Linked DNA regions of Mus musculus: region 2 is linked to region 1. The links are chromatin loops, found by intact Hi-C in ENCODE. Cell type or tissue: heart. All regions are shown on one strand.

What was found. A loop is a pair of places that touch in the nucleus more often than their neighbours do. Peaks named below come from ENCODE experiments on the same cell type or tissue, not always from the same donor. Only the 100,000 strongest peaks of a DNase experiment are listed, where the experiment ranks them.
Region 2: a loop joins it to region 1, with 2.4 times the contacts of the local background. A loop is called at or near these places in 2 of 42 quality-filtered maps.

The regions. Positions count from the first base shown.
Region 1 is chr13:83,650,992-83,658,991 of GRCm38, forward strand. It overlaps Mef2c (myocyte enhancer factor 2C), which reads left to right. Exons shown (of 11, transcript NM_001347575.1): 7 at 1,823-1,995; 8 at 3,607-3,630; 9 at 4,516-4,645; 10 at 5,226-5,361. Gm52044 (a long non-coding RNA gene) reads right to left here. Exons shown (of 3, transcript XR_003950630.1): 3 at 1-7,526. Among named protein-coding and RNA genes, the nearest start is that of Gm52044, 7.3 kb to the right of the region's middle. In heart, CTCF peaks have their summits at 4,098 (motif pointing left) and 5,981 (motif pointing left); a DNase peak (open chromatin) is centred at 4,080.
Region 2 is chr13:83,210,749-83,218,748 of GRCm38, forward strand. No RefSeq gene overlaps it. Among named protein-coding and RNA genes, the nearest start is that of Gm33073, 94 kb to the left of the region's middle. In heart, no CTCF peak of the experiment used is centred here; no DNase peak of the experiment used is centred here.

The DNA of each region.
Region 1 (8,000 bases):
AGTGCATTGTGTAAGTGTGCGAGCATGTCATAATGAAACCATGACTTCATACAATTAGTATTGGCATAGCAAAACATTTCTGTAAGTATCTCTTTGAAACATGCTTGTGCGTTCCCCTCCCAACTCCTTGTTTTCTTTCTGAAGCTATTGCCATAGACTCAAGAAAGATCCATACACATAGGCTTTTCCAAGACCACCCTTTCCAGTGTTGCAGATGTCTAACCATTCAGGGACCAGTTTCTATCACTGTTCTGAAACTGGGTAGTCTCTACTTCTAACATATCATCATAAAATTGGAAGTCCCCACTGACCATCTTCTCCAAAGAGCACCTACGAAGAGAACCCTGTTTTCACTGGCTCCTTTGTAAGCAGATCCCTCCCAGTTTTCTTAAAGATGCTGGGTAAAATCCTCCCTCAGCCTGCCTCTTACCCAGTTACCGAAGTCAGCTGCCTAACTTACCTCTTCTTCTCATTTGTTGAAATACACATTAGTTCCTACCTCTTCCTAAACTTGCATTAGGTAATCTCTTCTCCCATAGATATTGAATAACATATAATCTATATTATTCTACAACCGTTTTGCCCTTGGTTTTTTTTTTTTTGTTTGTACATGTTCCATAAGTGTGCATTGCTTAACTGCAAAGAAATCTCAGAGCCCTCCAAGGCTGCCTTTGCCTTCCTGCTGAGAAGCACATGGTCTCCTTCTTCTAAGAGTAATAGATAGTTGTGTTTTATAATGATGGTAATAATGAATATAACAATAAAATTAACCATCTCCTTTAATGGTACTTGGAAGACGACTGGCTAGTTTTCTAGGAAGCATTATTGAATCCAGCAGTGGGTTTCTCCTATTATCCCTCAGGAAACCAACAGATAGCTTCCCAGGTTGGCTCCTACTCCACTTCAAGATGCCTTTCCAACCAACGCCTCAGCTGCTCCTATCAGTGAGGGTAGTGCGTTTTAAAAGTGGAAAACAGAGGCTTTCAAATACCTACTTTGTTAGTAGGAGGCTAAATATCAGATTCTGGAAGAGCCTTAATTCTTAGCGATTAGTGAACTCTCCCTGTGTCTGAATGAGTCAGCACTTGCCTGGAGGCACCATGGTTTCAGTGCCTGAGGACTGCCACTTTTGAAGATTCTCAGGAGCAGGAAGTGTGCAAGGCTTCAGGCCATGTGCTGAACTTGGTGAGGAGAGTAAACTTGAAGTAAGAAAGGCCATGGAGAGAGAGTATTCACTTAGAGTGGAGAAGACTGAAGAGCAAAATGTACGTGCAGTTTTTCCTCCTCCTGCCCGCCCGCCCTAGAAATTACAGCCTTGGTGCCTTGCCCCTTCTTCATCTGAGGACACACAGACACACAGAATCAAACCCAAACCAAAGAACTGGAAGAGTGAGTCACTCCAGCCAGCCTCTGCCAAACTCGTCAATTAAGTGCAGGATCAGTTATGCACTTTTCTTAGATCCTGAACTGGCTGTCTGAATCTCTTCCGGAGGGTGGAGGAGGGGGAGAAAATAATAATAATAATAACAAATGATGATAATAATAATAAATTTTAAAAACATATGATATGCAGATTTCTGATCAAGTTAAAGATTTGCTTTCTTCTTATAAAAATAAAAAGTTTGTAATATCCTTTTGGAGGTATATGAAACAATTAACTGGCAAGCTGCCTTTCCCACAGAAGTTAAATCAGTCAGCCTTCATGTGTTGATTTGTATGACTCACAGCTAGGCGTATCCTTTTATCTTCATATGAGCTGTTCTTTAAAAACATGCACACGCCTCGATTTCTCCCTGAGTTTTGTCATCTCTTGTGTTAACAGGGAATGGATACGGCAACCCCCGGAACTCACCAGGCCTGCTGGTCTCACCTGGTAACCTGAACAAGAATATACAAGCCAAATCTCCTCCCCCTATGAATCTAGGAATGAATAATCGTAAGCCAGATCTCCGCGTTCTTATCCCACCTGGCAGCAAGAACACGATGCCATCAGTGGTAATGCACAGCTCTGTTCTTAATACATGTTGATGATATCTTATCTGTATCTACTAATTGTCTAGATAGGAATTTCTTAGGACATCCCAGACGATTAACACTGACTGAGGATGTTTTAATCGTATTGATGGGGTTGTAGTCACTGATTTTGCATTTTCCTTTCCTATATTAAAAAATTCCAATAAACCCTTCTTCTGGATAGTCTTTCTAGAATAAGAAAAAACATTCCTTCGTAAGACTGTCCGTTTATACTTAGAAAAATAATTCTAACCCTGATCAAATCATATTCCATAGGAATTCCATACTTATGTGGGGTATTTCATGAGAGAATTTTTACATTATTGAGCTACTTATGTTCTCAGAATGCTGACTGACAGTGAAAAATACTTTCACTGATTCCTCAATGAGGTTTCTTACATTAATTGGGAATACTTTCTTACATATCACTTCTTTAATATCTAATATATCATATGCCTTTGCATTGTCTCAGTTAATCTTTGCCTATTGTAGTTTATGAAAATATCTAACTCTCAGAACCCAAGAAATTTTGAGAACCAATGTTACATTTTAAACCAAAATAAGTAGTAGAAGCTTTTAAGTGAAAATATAGACATATGAAATGTAAACTTAAGCATATATAAAATCTCATGCTGTATCATTTTCTTGCTCTGAGACTTGTGCATAAGATGAAAAGAATATTGTGGTATCAAGCCCAAAAACAAAGATAGGTAGTAGGTAGGTACAATGATAGAAGATAGATAGATAGATAGATAGATAGATAGATAGATAGATAGATCAATAGATGACAGAGTGTTCTCCAAATCAGCAAAACTTAACAATGAGAACATATATAGCAAAGACTTAGCAGATAGATTTAAATTACCCCACAAACATTTCCTTCTGTTTTGCTTTGTTTTAGAATTCTCTGTTCTGTGCCATGCCTAGGAGTGAAATAGTCCTGTGAACTGATTGTTTATTATATATTCATTTTGTGCATTTAGCTAAAATCAAATAACATGTGACATTTCCTTTAGAAAAGCCTGAGTCTAAGAAATAAAACCTCCCACAGTGATGCTGTGAGTGTGGGTCAGGCAGGGCACACAGTGTCTCTCATCACATTTATCCCATATCCCTTAAAACTGACACATTCCCATGGATCAGCCCCCCCTTTCTCTCTCTCTTCTCTCTCTTTCTCTCTCTCTCTCTCTCTCTCTCTCTCTCTCTCTCTCTCTCTCTCTCTCTCTCTCGCTCTCTCTCTCTCTCGCTCTCACTCTCGTCATGTATGACTCCCTTTTCCTCTAGCAAGTAGGGTTTAAAGTAGATTCCTATTATCTTTTTATCAAAGTATGGGGCACAACAGTAAACAGAGAGACAATGACCTGTGCTGCAAACAAGATAGACAGTCTTCAGGTTTGAGACAAGGAACACCTCACTAAGAGAAACAAAGAATGTCTTTGTTAAGGAGTTGTCTTTGGCATCCCGTGTGCCAAGCTGTTTAAACTGTTGCGTCTATCAGAAGATGCATCTCCTTTTGCTAGAAAGATTTTCACAGTTATAAATATTTACAGACACTAATTAATAAACTCCTTCCCTCCTTCCCCATGCTCTCAGTCTGAGGATGTGGATCTGCTGTTGGTAAGTGGGAAGGACTCGTCCCTTGAAGGGCATGCTCGGGAAGATAACAGAACTACCTCAGTGAAAGGTGCTAGCTGTGATCAAACAGAAAGATTTTAAAACTTACCTCAATAAATGAGGGTACTGATTATGCTTAAACACCATTAATTTCTAGGATCATTGACAGCCTGTGGAAAGCATAGCTGGTTTTTGTAGGCCTTTTTCCTCTGTCCCCACCTTTTACCTAAAGACCATGTTTTAAATATTAAGACTGAACTTACTCTAAAATAGAAACACAAAAATGCATCTTTAGCTATTAAATAGTAAGACACTTATTCTTTCAAAATTTAAAATACCAGGATTTTGAGCGTAAGCATCCTTTACCTCCTGGCTATTAGGAGTTAAATACTGGCATTAGCTACTTTGCCATCCTTTTGCAAGGAAGTCGAAGCAGAAGAAAGTGGTCATAGCGCCACCTGCTGGCCATAACATAGCCTGAATCATATCTATCAGCTCTGCTGTACATAGAACTGATCACAAAACCCACTATGGTTGATTTTAATTTTTTAATTTGCATTTGAATAAAACTGAAACAATAGCAGTACAGTATACATATTTCATCAGTTCTCAACGTAGTCTGTTTTTACCCATAATAAAGCTATGGTACTTGTTACTAGTTCAGTTGCCTAGGAGATACTGATGTAATGGGTTACTATGGCAACAGCTGGTCTCTTGAAGGATTGTAAATGATAGGGTTGGCAGAGTTCATAGAGACACATGTTAAATGATTAATTTCATGAGCTTTGTACCAACTTATTTCTTTATGTGAAAAACTAATAGTGAGACCTAATATTTTTAACTTTTTAAAATCTGCCACCAATAATGTCTTTTTATTTACTTTAAAAGAATCAAAGGATAAATAACTCCCAGTCGGCTCAGTCATTGGCTACCCCGGTGGTTTCCGTAGCAACTCCTACTTTACCAGGACAAGGAATGGGAGGATATCCATCAGCCATTTCAACAACATATGGTACTGGTGAGTAGCTTTGCTATGTGCAAATATTACAGTAAACACTTTAAAAAGCATATTTTAAAAGTTATTTTCTTTGCCCTGTTGGGAGCTCGTGTGGGGCCTGTGTCCAGAATGCATGGTACAAGCACCTCTGTCTTACTCAGTGATCTACAGTGCTCCTTTTTAAGTGATGGGAAGTTTTATTTACTCAAATCGAATTCAATATTTCAAAGAAACTGAGCTACTGTCTCTTTAATGTAGTAGAACACTCACTTTCTTGAAGATTTTTAATGTAAAACCTATTTCTAGATCATAAAATATATAGATCCTTTACACTTTTAAACAAAGCTAGTATAATGTGCTAACATTTCAGGATCTATTACTGTGGATCTAGTGTGACATCCTTACTCAGATGGATAATATTTTTTTTTTCTTTTTAAATTCAAATTATCCGTGGTGTTTTATTTTCTTCTTTTCCTAAATCAAAAAACTTTGATTCAAAGTATGTTTTAGAGGTTGAAACTGTGTGATTTTGCTTACCATTTGACAGTCTAATTGTCTCTCTCTCTCTCTCTCTCCTTGCCGCTCCTTCGCTCCCATCTAGAGTACTCTCTGAGTAGCGCAGATCTGTCATCTCTGTCTGGCTTCAACACTGCCAGTGCGCTCCACCTCGGCTCTGTAACTGGCTGGCAGCAGCAGCACCTACATAACATGCCGCCATCTGCCCTCAGTCAGTTGGGGTAAGCAATAGTTATGTCTTTATTTCATAATCAGAGACTGTATCTTTTACATGATAGAAGTCTGTCTTCAACAATGCGCTTTCATGTCCATTAAAGGGCATAACATTTGATTGCTGGGAAAGCCACTTTCTGATCACATATTTCAAGTAGCTTAAATATTCCTTCCCGTGTTTGTTGGTGAAGGGCGAGTGCTAACAGTTAGGCACATTCTTTATATATAGCCTTTCCTTAATACTCTAGGGTCTGTTTCCTCCTCCTTCTGTCAGTAGTGGAGGTTTGGGTGAGGTTTCTGAAGTTTTTATGGGAAATTGAAAGTATTTATAGTTTTTTTTTTTTTTTTTTTTTTTTTTTTTTTTTTTTTACATTTTTGAGCTGAGGTTCTCATTTAGTACAAACTACATGATTTCCTCTAATATGAGTCTACTGTACATAGAATCAAGTGTTGAATTTCTATTCGGGCGTTAAATGTGTGTAACATATATAATAGCATAGGTTGTCTAGTTATAGCCATTGTGTTAAAATATATGCACAAATACTAATTAGCACATGCAGTACTAATTACTGAATATTGGGCATAAAAATAACTTTTGTTGTTTTCTGGTCAAAGTATGTATCTTTCTGCCCCCTTGTGGTTGCTTTGAGGTATATCTTTGTCATAGATGACTTCTGTCGTTTATCTATAGAGCGGTTTTCAGAAATGCCCTGAATCTACAATTTGCACCCCTTCATATAAGAGTGATACCAGACACCTCACTTTAATTTGAACTAATAATTCCAGAACTCAGCTAATCCTCAAAAGAAAATGGAATATAACTACTTCAAGATAAATTATCATATTTTACCAACATCCTACGTGCTCTCCCCACTTTCAGTTTTCTACTAAGCCACTTTAGTTACCAATTAACTAACTAGTCTTGTATCTGTATGCCTAGGGAGGTAGTGATGCAAACAAGCATCACTAATCATTACTACAACTCGCTGTTCTTGCCCCTTTGTCTCCCCTCTCCCACTGAACATCATTTGGTATGGACAGAACATAGACCAGAGTTCTGAGATACCATTCAGCAGTCAGCACTTGCCACGGCCACCCCATTGACTACTCACTGCCATGGAAAACCTAGCCTTCTGTGTGTGCAATGAAGCAAATCCACATGGCATCATGGTTGTGCTTTCTTGAAAGAGTGTTGACATTGAAGATGTATCAAGGCTTTTAACATATTTTACATTTTACATTTTATACAATGAGTTTCTCTTTTTAAGACATTTAAACTTTCCCTCCAGTGCTAATTATGTAAGTAGATTCTGGCTGCAATAACTTTTTATTTTCTGGAAATTGCCACCAAGTTCGTAATACTATCCACAGGAGTTTACATACGTAGTCACAATATTATACTGACCTACTTCTTGTCAGTAAGAAAAGGAATTGTTCATTTCTCATTTTTCACAAAATTCATCTGTCATAGCACTAAATTCCATCCCCCTGAAAGACATTATCCATATCAAAAAGCCCTATAATCACACCATCCAGGTGGCTCAAGGGCTAACGCTGCTTGTCACCAAACCTCACTTAATAACTATGACAACCTACCTGACTTGGATTGCTGGGATCCACATGGTGGAAGGAGAGGATCGGTTACTATAGGTGTTCATGTACTTGCACTCACATACACAGAATAAACAAATTCACAATAAACATTTAAGTCCCACGCCATTTCATTAGAATGCCACTTTTCTTTTGCTTGTAACACCAGATCATTTTTAGTTATGAGGTTATACACATATCTGTTATTTTGACTATACCCACAATTTAAAAACCTATCACAAGCAGGAAACATAATTTCTACAAGGCTTAAATGAAAAGGGAGTGAGTGGAGACCCCGACTAGAAGAAACTAGAATTGAAGTAGCTGAGGACTCCATTCCTACCATTTCTTTCAGAGCCAACCATCGTGTGCATAGTTTGAGTTTAGTGTACGGTGTGCACTTGATCTTCATCACATCCCTACATCTCAGAAGGAAAGCACTGTTAACACCACCCACCTCTTCTGTCACCATACATGTTCTCCCTAGTTCTCTCTCACGGTGGCTTCTTGAAAGGTGTATTCAGACAAGCTGTCTCATCCCCTTACAAACTGTTTTGTAGAAAGCCCCCACGTTCTAATGTTTCTGTAAAATAAAGTACATAAACTGCTTTAGTTTATGAGAGAATGGATCAGTTACCGTGAAAGGGACTGAATATGTTTCTCAAGTCAAACCACCTCACGGACCTGCGCTGAGTGCCCGTCCTCTGGATAGGAACTGTAGTTTAAGCAAAGAAGGGGAGAGATGTTTAGCTCCACTAAAGTCGGTCCTCCCAGAAGCCTAAAATGGCTACTGTAATTCTCTCTCCAGATTGCAAGAGTAGAATAGAACTCTTCTTTGTCTGCGAAAGACAAGCGCACTTTGTCCTTTAAAAGCACTGCCTTCAAAGCTAGGCTTTCTAAACTATGTAGCATGCATTTTATCCGGTGAGTTTAGATGAGAAGCAATGTTAATTTTGTGTAGAAAGAGACATGCCTGGAGGGGAACTCGACATTTTAGAGGAACAACCCTTGACTTTTAGGTGGTTTTGTTTTGTTTTGTTTTGTTTTGTTTTGTTTT
Region 2 (8,000 bases), 440 kb before region 1:
CTATTTTTTGTTGTTTTGTTGTTGTTTGTTTGTTTGCTTTTTATGCCAGTGAAGATTTGCAGGCACATGACGTGCTAACTACAATATCCACAGCATGGTTGGTTGTTGGTTTCATCTTCATTAGGTGTTATTCATATTTAATTATGAGGACATGCCATGGAAGAAACACAATTTCAGTCACACATAATTCTATAAAAATACACAGAAGGTAAACAATTTTCCCCATGTTTCATTTTCATCACAACATATGCCCATACTTGCTTGACATTTTTTGTCCTACTTATGTACAACCAATACCGCAGTATAGCAAAATGTTTAAGGTTGGGAAGCTTCAAAGCGGTGTCATATCTAAGTTCAAACTATCATGCCTTCTGCATTATGTTCCTTTAGTTATATTTTTATTTTATAATTCTCAAATAGAAACGGATGGTTAATTATTGGTAGTAGATAGCACTTGACTGAAGACAACTAGAGTCCAATCAATAGATACAAATGTAAGACATTTCATTGATATTCAGTGAGTCTTACAGTTAGTGTACTCTGCAAAGAAACCATGAAATCTAAATGCTGTGATCCATGTCAATGTCAAATACACAATATTATCGGGTAAATATACATATCCTATTTTACACTTCATTAAGTTTAAATAAGACAAGAATGGGGGCTATTATTCAACCTATGACTTACTCCAATAAAACTATATCTAATTTTTAAAAATTTGAATATTTTTCTTTTTATATTGACAGCTACATATGACAAAATAAAATACAATTATTCAATTTTGTTGAATAATGTTTCAACATAAGAACTACACAGAATCTCCTTGTTCTCATTGAACAAAAAATGCCTTTTGAGTGTTAACTATGTATTGGGTACAGTCCTAGGCACTCTAAGAGCAGAAGAGATATATAGATTTCTTGAGGGAATCAGAACACAAATCATTAATATAAGGACCAAGTAGAGTGAACTAAATATTTTCTGAAGACCATTGGTAGTGCAAAATGAGTAGAATGGAAAAGGCTGAACATAATTAAGGTTGTGAGACTCTTACAGAGATTCAAAGCAGTCAAGAGAGCTCAACATAGCAGTTGTTAAAGAAAATGCCACTAAGCAAGTGTGGACTCTGAGACATAATGTACATAATGTGGTCTAGAAACATCGAGGGCATCCGAGTTGTCCCAAAGTTAAGACAGGAACACTGCAAATCATGTAGGCTGGGGAGAAGAATGTGGACTTACGGGAAAGCTCTCAGCTCCTTGCTGAGGACAGAACTTGATCCTTTACTATAAATAAAATGGGGGAACATTTTTGTCTATTGAGCAGATATTTGGCCTGACATAGTCTACTTTATACCAAGAAAACTTTTGTCTGACTTCTGAGAGTAGCACATGTATTTTATGATCTCTCTATAAAAGAGCACTGATACCAATACCCCACGGAACATGCTACCCATAGAAGTATTAGTCATACACCCAGAAAACACTTGGTGCCCATCTTCTTCATTATCGGTCCATTGGTATTGTGCTTCTCTTTCAGATTATTGTGTGGAGTCAAGCTCAACAGCCTTCCTTACAGGATAATGCTGAAAGAGATCCACAACTACCCTACTCCACTTACTCTTCTTCCCTTGGCTCTAATTATTTTCATTTTGAATTTTAAATATCATGTACACATGGAAAGTTTTTGCACAGTTTAGAAACAGAGGTAGTGTAATGCCACAAACCACCGCAACCTTTCTGTAACTCAGGAAAGTGGCCACTCCTATTCTTGCTCCACCACCTCTCCCGCTCCCTTGTGTCTTTGTAGATGGTACATTCCTTCATTTTCTCCATCTTTCTTTATCTTGCCCACCTGTCTTCATACTGCTCTTAACCTTTTCATCATACAAATGATAAAACAGCAGCCCTGGAAATTACTTTTTCCAAAAGTATGTAACAGGCCAGAAACTCAATTGAGTTCAGACTGAATTTTCCAGAACAAGGCATTGCTTGTTCCTCCATACCAAGAATTTTCTCACCCTCTCCTGGGTGGCCAGATTTCACTGTCATCCATATTAAAAACACACACACACATTTCTGCTGAAATTCCTGTGACCCCTTAAAACCAGGCTTAATGTAAGAAGAGTTCTTGGTACTCAGAGAGAAAGACGAATATTAAGTAGTTGAAGATCACACTAGGCTAGGATGTTTAAAGGAAGAGGGTAAGACTAGAGTAGAAATAAGGATGACATTTGTAAATGTTAAAGGCTTATGCAAAGCCAAGTCAGAGAGTTATAGAAAGGGAGGCTCTCTCTTATCCTCCCTCTGCATTGTGTAATCTTTTTTTTAATTTAATTTTATTTTTATTAGGTATTTTCCTTGTTTACATTTTCAATGCTATCCCAAAAGTCCGCCATACCCAACCCCCCAATCCACTACCCACCCACTCCCCCGTTTTGGCCCTGGGGTTCCCCTGTACTGGGGCAAATACAGTTTGCAAGTCCAATGGGCCTCTCTTTGCACACAAATCTAGAAATTCATCTGGTAGTGTTCATATTAATACTAAGTCAGAAGCAGCTTAGTGGAGTATAAAACACTGAGGTCTGGGGCTGAGGGAAATAGCCCTGCAGGTAAAGAGATTGCTGAATAAGCATAAATTTCCATCCTCAACACTGGAAAACCTAATGAGGTAGCAAGTAACTCTAATTCCAGGGCTGGGGAGACAGAGAGAAGAGTATCCCTGGGTCATGCTAGCCAACCAGTCCAGCCCAGTTAGATGAGAAGGGAGAAGCTGTCTCAAAAGCTAAAGTGAAGTACAGCTAAGACATCTTAATCCAATATCAGTTTCTCGCTTTGCATGGACACAGACAAACACACAGACACACAGACACACACACACACACACACACACACACACACACACACACAAAGTGAAGCCTTAAGACTAAAGGGATATAAATTCAAATCTTAAAACAGTTATCTCACATAATCAATGTCCTAAGGTAATTATGCCTTTCTGAAAGTTTTGTTGTGAAACTCACATTACATATAACTCATATATATGTGTCCATGCTTATAGAGAGAGGTAGGGAGAGAAGATATTGTTCATATCAGTGCTTGAAATATAAATTTCAGAAATTAAAGATACTATTTTCCACACTAGAGAATCTGCTGTCTTTCAAAATAACCTAGTAAGGAAAATTTGGAACATTATCAATATTTAGGGTAGATAAAACCTCATATAGACAAGGTTGGATATATTCAAGGTAGCAAATATAACATATTTTAGATATCAAATTGAAAGTGAAAGCATCATCTTTCAAAAACTATATTTTCACTGAAACTTTATTCTTTTATTATACCTAAAATCTGTAAAAGAATCTGAAATGTTATTGCATGGTTTATTGGTTTGCTGTAACTTTATACATTTTTTTCACTTTGACTTGACAGTTTAAATCACACACACACACACACACACACACACACACACACACACACACACACACACACAGGTACTAGTGTGAGGGAATAACCAGAGAAGCCTAACCTGCTCAGAGGAGAAGGGGAGGGAACATAGGGGAAGGATTTTGACAGAGGGTAACCAGGGGTAGGGGCAGTGAACATGGTGTAAATTGAATAAGTAAAGAAAAAATTAAATTAAAGTTAAGAATTATTTAAACACACACACACACTCTCTCTCTTACCTAACTTGTAAATGTATGTATATGCCACATGATGGTGATAATGAAACATTATTTATGACGTCAGGCTTAGATATGCCTTCGGATTTTTTTTCTTAGCATGTGGTTTGTGTCAGTCTTGAGTATCTATTATATAAGTGTACTAGATGGAAGTTTTTGTTAAATATTGTTGACACTAGATAAATTTGTGCTGTAGAGAGCTTTGCTGTACATAAGGACATTAGCACGGTCCCCCAGCCTTTCCCACTAGATGCCAGCAACACACACGTCCTTCCAACCCAGTCATAACAATTGAAAATGTCTCCACACTTTGCCAAATGTCTTTGGGGGAAGCACAAAATTATCTCAGATTGAGAACCATTGTTTGGTATTTTTAATAAGGTTAGAAAATGTCTAAATCTATCATAAAGCAATGTTCCTAGGGTAAAACTTTTATTGGCTCAATGGCAGAGACACCCACAGAAACAATTTCAATTGGAATTGTAGCATTCATAAAAACCCTTTCTTCCTTCTCAGTCCAGACATCAAGCCACACTAGAAGTTAAAGGAAAACATGCTGATTAGATTAGCACCAGCTTCACTGGTGGCCAGCCTTGGCTTCCCAATAGGGTGGAGCAAGCAAGGAAAGTTTCTTGTCTCTTCAGGGACTGCCTCCCTGCCTGCCTGCAACAGACTTTATTTGGACAGTAGCCTGAAGGAACCCTCCTTTCTTGGAACCAGGACTGAAGCAAGTTTATTGTTTTCCTTTGTAGAAGCCCAGAGGACAACATGTTTATTGTTCATTTCCTCCACCCAGTGTCTGTCTCTCCAGTGTAAGTAATGCAGGGTCCAACCATGGGTTTGGCAACCTCGTGCCTCCAGGCTAAATCTCATGATAGTATTGGTGAAGGCCAGGCCTGGCTTGAAGTTTAAAAGTTCCCTTAGCCAAATCTCATAACATACATGGCTTAACCAGATGTTGGGAGTTAGTCCCAGAGACCAAATCCTTCTCTATACTAAAGAGAAAACAGCTTCCACTTTGACAGTCCTCAGTATTCTTGAAGACTCTGACCTCAAACTTATTGGCATACAACTAGGATTTCTGCACCAGAGAGCCTTACCACTTTGCATGCCACCCAGAAAAATGGTCTTCCTTTAACACATGTGATCTAGAAGCATGTAGTGAGTGAATGTGGACACCATGCATTGATGTCCCATTAGAACATGCCCTCTCCACACTTTCTGAATTCTTTTAAACAATCCTTGAGCAAAACCTACTCATATCTCAGGACTTGCACTTTTATATGTGAATTAATTGACAAAAATTTTATCCATAGAGCATCATCCACATAGTTCATATCTAACCTTTATATTGTCAAGTTATCATAAATGCAAATGCTATAAATTGAAGATGAGCTTATCTAAGCTACATAAGCTAGAAAGTGCATGAGATTTTATCTCAACCTGTCTGTGCTCCCACCCCATCTAATGTTTGTCTAATTTCTTATTTAATCTATTTTTGACAGTGGAATGAGGAGGTCATATCATAAGCATGCTACATGTTTATGCGGAGACTATAGTACCATCCAAAACCAATCTGAAGAATGTAAGTCTTTAGGAGCATCCCATGTGTCTGGCCCCAGCCCTCAAAATACCATCTTCAACCAGAATACAGTTGGCAACGATGTCTTTTAGACATGCTCATGAATACACACCTATATATATCCACATATCACATTTCCATGTCTAATGAGGTAATTTTTGTTCCTTAAGTCTCTACAATGGCGGGCTAAAATATCATCTAGCTTTTCATTATATCTACAACTGCTCTCTTAAGGGGTTTCCTGATACCATCAATTCCAATTTTAGTGTTTTTAAATGTGCTTATGCATAAAAGTCACCACACTGCTGGATTTAAGTTAAGATGACACAGACACTTATTGTGGCTGTGAACAAGATTGTTAAACTTGCTTTCATGTCAAAATGTCATCTGTCCTTGTACATGCTTCATTTTTTTTCCTCTGAAAAGGCATGTTTCTCTTCATCTGTTAAATTTTTTTAAATGAACTGAAAACTCTTTTGAAATGCAACCCAGGTGTGATTGACAGTGACAAGCATACATACCTTGAAAGCCCCACTGTAATGTTTATACTTAATAAAAACAAATACCATGGCATCTGAGTAGCCTAGTCAGCCATGCAGTTTTCTACCTGGCATCTTGCAAATTAATCTGGATGTTTATGCTGTAGATCATTCATGATGAACATATTGCTATAGCAACATGCATTTCTTCCATTTTTCCCTGCTAATTACGCTAGCATCACCATCAGCTACTAAATCTCTGAATTACTAATGAATGTACGTGAAAAGCAATGTCGTGATAACATTCTTTCAATATGTCCTCAGCCACAAAGTACAGAAAGGAAAGATGCATGTAATTTGATTATTTTCAATTTATTGTTAAAACCTTTCAATTAATGTTAATTCTAACTCGGATCCATTTGTTGTTAAGAGGTGTCTCTGTAGCATATGTTTCTAAGAAAGAAAAAGAATGTAATGAGCGTTTATAAAATCTTTTCCTTCAGTGCTCACAAGCATGCCATCTTCATCATTTATATCTACATTAAATTAGAATCCAAAAAGGAAACACTATTTAAACCAATAAACTATTCACACTTGTATTTATAACTCCACTACCACCACCAACAAATATTCAGACTGCTTTATACTAAACCAATTGGTGGAACACCCAATGAAAGACAACAAGAGTTTTAATAAAACACATTTAGAAAACTTATGTCAACAAGAAATAACATATATTATCCCAGGAAATTCCTCAAGACACTGTATGCTGATAATGTTCTGAGGCAACTCACGGAGACATTAATATTGGGGAAAGCTTTCTCTGGAAAGGGAATCATAGCCCTAGTCAGAATGCTAAGCCAGATATACTTCTTAGTGAACATGCCTAACCATGATCTAGGTATTTAAAAGTTCAGAAGCCTCACTAAAATCATTAATGATGGAAAAATTCCTCAGAAGATTAAAATAGGGTGAAACTTACAATGTTTCCTTATTTAGTACACCTGAATTCCACGGAAAGGCAAAAGAAGAACAAAGATAATGAGAAAGACCATGGGATTCCCCAGCAAAATAAACCATGTCAATAAAATTTCTGATTCAGCCAGACAGTCCAGATAAAAGTTCTTTGTCTAGATTTTGCTATCTAGGCTAAGCAGAAGTGAAACAATTATCAATAATGTAGAGGAATCAGTGCGTTGGGCACTCTCTATACAATCCAATATCCTAATTTCAAATTTATTCTTTCTATGTTTGAGAATTTGATACAATTCCTTACCTAAATAATTTTCTTTGTAAAAAATTGTAGTATGCAAAACTATGTCTGTGTCTTTCAGTGTTCATGTGTAGAAATAAGAAAAATAGATTAAAATGTGTATCTACAATCATAATAATAACACTTGCTAGTATTTTTATTGTTCTTAATTCATATGTAAGAGATGCTGAATTTTATCTAGAAAATGACATTGCAATGCATGGCCATTACTTTCATTAGTTGATAAACTAATGAATCCAGAGAGGTAATACCCTTACAAGTTTTCACATAGGTCACAAATATGTCAGGTAGAGTTCAAATTCAGATGTTTCCTTTATCAAAAAATAAAAAATAAAAAAAACAAGCTACTTAAGATTTAGAAAACTGCATGGACATATATAAAGGAGACTTTTTATTGGTTAGATTCCAAGAAGGAGCTACGAAAGGAAATAAGAGCAGGTTTCTAATTTTTGTTTTAAGCAAATGTGAAGTAAGAGCTAAAAATCATTATATGTATTTGTTTATTTATTCATTATTTGATTACTTATTTCTGTGCACATTTGTGTGTGTGCGTGTATGTATGTACACACACTTGTGGATGTGGATGTCAGAAAACAACTTCCTGGAATCAGTTCTCACATTTCATCTCATCTTTGAAGCAATATCTCTTTTGTTTATGCCACATGCTGCATAATCCAGGCCGAGAGACTAGAGTTCCTTCATCGAATTCCAACCTTGCCCTCCACAGCAGCTTAGTTTGCTAATAATATATATATATACACACACACCCTGATATAGGCTTTTCTTAACTGGGTGCCAGTCATTACAGTTAGGTTGCCAGGTTTAGAATACAGATTTGGGAGTATTTGCTCAAATTTTCATGAATGGAGTCATTTATCTTCCCATTCGAGTTTTTGTTTCTTTTGTTTAGTTTTTGTTTTTTGTTCCAGTTTGTCTTTTTACTGTGCCTTATTATTGAAACAGTCTTAGATTTAAAAAATTATCAGT